Linked DNA regions of Homo sapiens: region 1 is linked to region 2. The links are chromatin loops, found by intact Hi-C in ENCODE. Cell type or tissue: B cell. All regions are shown on one strand.

The links. Hi-C counts contacts between places; a loop is a spot of excess contacts. Peaks named below come from ENCODE experiments on the same cell type or tissue, not always from the same donor. Only the 100,000 strongest peaks of a DNase experiment are listed, where the experiment ranks them.
Region 1: a loop joins it to region 2, with 10 times the contacts of the local background. A loop is called at or near these places in 7 of 110 quality-filtered maps.

The regions. Positions count from the first base shown.
Region 1 is chr1:167,429,689-167,432,188 of GRCh38, forward strand. CD247 (CD247 molecule) reads right to left here. Exons shown (of 8, transcript NM_198053.3): 8 at 952-2,058. The coding sequence ends at 1,993. Among named protein-coding and RNA genes, the nearest start is that of CD247, 88 kb to the right of the region's middle. RefSeq lists enhancers at 75-981, 520-709, 982-1,888, 1,640-1,739, 1,860-1,929 and silencers at 1,380-1,429, 2,200-2,259. In B cell, no CTCF peak of the experiment used is centred here; DNase peaks (open chromatin) are centred at 963 and 1,733; H3K4me3 peaks cover 817 bases; H3K27ac peaks cover 2,500 bases.
Region 2 is chr1:167,498,705-167,501,204 of GRCh38, forward strand. The region is part of intron 1 of CD247 (CD247 molecule); the gene reads right to left. Among named protein-coding and RNA genes, the nearest start is that of CD247, 19 kb to the right of the region's middle. In B cell, no CTCF peak of the experiment used is centred here; DNase peaks (open chromatin) are centred at 1,187 and 2,002; H3K4me3 peaks cover 1,287 bases; H3K27me3 peaks cover 652 bases.

The DNA of each region.
Region 1 (2,500 bases), 69 kb before region 2:
ACTTTTCAAACCAGCCATCCAGGTCACACAGCCTGTATATATGTCAGCTGACCTTGAAACTTGGTCTAGCACAAGCCCTCGATGTGAGAGGCACTCTCTTTCACTAATAGATGAACCAGATTTCAGTTTTAAAAGCCCAGTGAGTAGCAGAATTCCCCTGAGGCTGAGTTACAAATCAAATGCCTTCTCCTTATGAGTTGCCTGTGAATTGTTAAATATGCCTAGTGATGATGTGCGTGGCTCCTGTTGGAATCCCAAATTTTCAGGGGCTTTAACAGTCATGGTCTTGGATTTCCTTTTTGAAAATGTCAAGGTATAGATTTCAGTCTTTACACAATATTAGTTGGTGGGCTTGTTGAATTGGGGCCCTATATATAGCCACTGCAGTTAGAGGAAACACTGCTAGGGACAGGGCCACCTTTTGTGAGAGAAACGCCTAAAAGACTTGTTCTCCATCCCTCCCTCAAACCCTATGCACTGAGACATTTTGCACTGTGGCGTCAGCTGCTGTGCATAACTTCCGGACACCTTCTGCTCACACGCTGTCTATTCTGATGCCTGGGTGCCAGGCCAGCCTTTCGCGCTTGTTTTCCTGCACCTGACAAGCTGGTGCCGTGCTGCAGGGCTCCTTTCCCATAGCCCTCTCTGTTTCTGGCATAAGACTGGGCCCATCCTGACACATTGTATTGCACCAAGCCCCACTCTCTCTGTCTAAGGCACAGCCACCCAGCCGGGATGCCCGGCCCACTTGCCGTGTGTGACACCACCCATATTGCCGCATTCCGGGCCGCAGGATGCACCTGTGCTCATGTGCTCGTTCCCAGGAACTGTCCTGTTCTCTCCTGAGAATCAGCAGTTTTGCTCCCCTCCTCCCCCAAGGGCAACCTGCTGATTTACTGATGACTAAATTGCCATTACAAGCTTGACTGCTGAAATAAAGCTTAGTAAAGCTGCATTTTCACTGAAGCATTTATTATGCAAAATAGGAAGGCTTTAGCATGCCAGTATAAATTAAAACAGTAGAAAAAAAGCAGAGTAGAGAGCGTTTTCCATCCATGGCCTGTGCCCTGTAATGACGCAGCAGTATCCTAGTACATTGACGGGTTTTTCCTGTCCTGCCACTGTCCGCTGGGCAGTTATAGGTCCCATGTGTTGGGTCTTCCTGCGAGGCCTTCACAAAGATGATTTTGTCATTCGCTGAAAGCGTGAAGTGAATCAACGGCCTCCTCTTGCTCCGCAGCACTTTATTCACACTGTGTAACCACATGTTTTTTATGCCACTTTGTGCACAGCTCATCAAGGTCAGTCTGTTCATCTTCTGGCCCCTGTAGCACATGGTACAGTTCAATGGTGCGGCACAGAGGCCTGAGGCAGGGAGGCTCCCGCTGCCCTCGCAGGCCCTGGCTGACCCTCCCCTGCCCGCCCACCTTCCCATGCCCCTGCAGCTCCCTGGTTGCACCTGGCCTAGGCTCCTTTCCATCTGCCCCTCTGCCCGGCCCTCTCACCAGGGAGGCACAACATGGCCCAGTACAGTTACCTTGAAAGGAGGTGAAGGTGACAACAGAAGCCAAATTTACAGCAGGAGTGAAGCCACTCAGACACAGAGTGATACAGACATTAGGGCATGTGCTAGCATCTGCGCTTTCTCTGGGGACTTTACAAAACAGACTCAACAACTCAGCTGTGAGAGGCAGTGCGCCCGCCTCCCAGGGAGAACGAGGAACCGCCAGGAGACAGGTCTACCTGCACCACCGGCAAACCAGAGGGCCCAAGGCCAGGGCCGTAAGCCCTGGGAGTACACTCCCTTAAAGAGTGCAGGGACAACAGTCTGTGTGTGAAGGTTTGGAGCTAAATATAACCAAAGCATCCTGTACATAAAGGGGAATACTTCAGTGGCTGAGAAGAGTGAACCGGGTTGTAAATGCTTCATCCTGTGTCTCATAATCTGGGCGTCTGCAGGTCTGGCCTTTGAGTGGTGAAATCCCCTGGCTGTTAGCGAGGGGGCAGGGCCTGCATGTGAAGGGCGTCGTAGGTGTCCTTGGTGGCTGTACTGAGACCCTGGCGTGAAAGCAAATCAGAAAACAAAGAGTGGGTCAGTAGCCTGTGTGGGCAGGAGCCAACCCAGAGGCCAACAGGTGTCTCTGCAGCACAGCCCTGTGACCACCCACCCAGCCTCCAGAGGCCCAGGAATAATCCCCCTGGCCCCACGGGCAGGAGCCTTGGCTGCAACAGCTTCGTTGGTAGATGGGTGCTGTGCCCTGCCGGGAATGGCCTTGCAGCAACTCCTTTCCAGCTAAATTCTCACCCCTCTTCTCAGCTCCTCAAATGCTGTGCCTTACAGTGCTTGGGCCCCGCCAACTTCCTGCTGGACCTAAGAGAAAGGAGTCTCCCACCTCCCATATTGGGCAGGAATCAGGGGGGAGGGCCCAGACCTGCTCCAGAGAATCTGCTGTCCCTGACACCTGGGCCCAAAGGAAGCCTGGACTTGTCACAGGGAGAA
Region 2 (2,500 bases):
AAGATCACGTTGCTGGGTAGTGATAAAGCCAAAACTTTAATTTAGGTCTGATTGCCTCATGAATCTATGCTCTTTGCACTTTCTGCTGAAACTGACCTCCCTCAACCTTACCATCTAGACAGAAATGCAGATGGCGGACACAAGAGGCACTTGCAAACCAGGGACACCCAGAGTCAAGTGGTTGCTTTCTATGGTTTACGGCTGTCCTCCTTGGGAAGAACCATCCCAAAAGCCATGCGCACACGGGGCTCCTGAGGACATCATTTCAGCTTGTGTCAGGAAAGTGCTTAGCAGTGGATCAATTGCCAGTCTTCTGGTCAACCTAATGAGCAAAATAAAGTCAGCCTGAATTGTCCATCATGGCCTAATCATCACGGAGTGATTGATCAACACAAATGATGACTCCAATCCACTGGTTCTCAACCAGGGGCAGATTTTGCCCCCAGGAAACATTTGGCAACGTCTAAAGATATTTTGAGTTGTCACAACTTGGGGAGTGCTACTGTCATCTAGTGGGTAGAGGTCAGGGATGCTGCTCAACATTCTACAATGCACAGAACAGCCTCCCTGGTGCCCACAGCCACAGAGAATTATCTGGCCCCAGGTGTTTTAGTGCAGAGGTCGAGAAACCCTGCTCCAAGCATTCGATCAAGAGGGACTTGACCCAGCTGGAGACTAACCAAATACCAGAAAGAGCAGCTGTTTTATTTCTGGGAAATTGTTGCTAGGGTTAAACTGTATAGATTTAGCCACGACTGAAGGTGTCCACATCCTGTTAAGCTAGATGGTGGGCATTGTGTATTTTTTTCCAGCTGCCCTTATTCAAGAGTGGCCCCTGGAATTTACTTAGCCTTTCTTTGGGTTAAAATCAGGAATGGAAAATTTAACCTCTAAGAGGAAAACAAACAGAAAATGAAAAGTAGGCGTAATAATGGAAGCTTAGGTGCAAATTTTAGTGCAGGGTATTCCTTCCTGTAAGGTTACTCACCCCACTCCTCCAGGCCACAGATATGCATGCACAGCCTGCCCACATGTAACTGTGCAGAGGGAGAGCTTAGATTTGAATCCAGAAGAATGGAATTCAAACCCCAACTCTACTGATAACCAATCTTGAGCAAATCACTTGCCTTCTTGAAGTTTCAGTTCCTCTGTCAGTAACAGAGGCCATACCCACACATCCCCGAGGGCTGTGGATTTTGCATACAGTAATTTACATAAAAGCACTGGCAAAACTACAAAGTGTGCCATAACTGCTCACCTGACGACAATCACACACACAGAGGGCTTCTCCTCCCTGGGGCACGTGGGTTCTCTTTATTAGATTTTTCCACATTATCACTGCCTATGTAAAGCTTCTCCTGGGTGATATTCTATTTCTTATGCTGCACTGGAGAAATATTCTCTATATCTTGAAATGGAAACGCTGAACCCAACTTATTTTACTCATGACCTAAATGAGATTATTGCTTCCAAGAGGACAATATATCGCACTAAAATGAGAATGCTCAGGATGATTAGGTGGAGAGCATTTATGATGCAGCTTTCCATTCTCCATGTGATGAAAACTTGACATGACCCAATGCTTTATTGTCCTACAGTAATTCCTGTCACTTTTATCCAGACTCATATTGCTCTTTAATTCTAGCCTATTTTCATCTTTCCTTAACAGGACATCAGATCTTGGCTTTCACAATCAACACAGTTTCAAAGGTTATTTATAAAATAGTTTAAAATAAAATATGCCATGCTTTGATTACAACCAGCGCTTCTGGTATGAATTAGAGAGGTGGCCTGTACACATATGTGTTGTTTATTAGCTTTTATCTGATGATCTCAAAGCACTGACATCAATTCTAACACACATGGTTTCTTATAATTACCACCCCCCTACACACACACCCATTTATGCAGGGCAGAATTATTTTGAGGACAAATGAGCTACGTATTGTGATGTGCTGTGAGTTTCTGAGAATAGAAACTCCTATGACTAAACTCTCCATGAACAGAGCAAATCAGAGAATAACAGCAAATGCTTTTATCGCTCAGGCAGCTCAATCACATTTGGTTTTCCATTTCACTCTAGTAAGAGGGTTATCGGCCTTGAGGATACCCCCCAAGAAATGTTTGTGATTTTTGTTTTAAGCTCAGCCCCTGTACCATCTGCTCACTGAGGCCAACTTCCCATCCCAGCTGTGTGGCTGCCTAAGTCAGCCTGGTGCTATGGGATGGGAACAGGCAGAGGTGGGGAGAGGCTTACAGACTCATTTTCAAACAGAGATGGAAAACTGGGAGTCAGAAGAGGTGGAGGTATATATGGACCCAGCCATCCGACTTCTGATCCTATTGTTCTTTTTTTTTTTTTTTTTTTTGACCGAGTTTTGCACTTGTTGCCCAGGCTGGAGTGCAATGGCGCGATCTCGGCTCACCACAACCTCCGCCTCCCGGGTTCAAGCCATTCTCCTGCCTCAGCCTCCCGAGTAGCTGGGATTACAGGCATGCC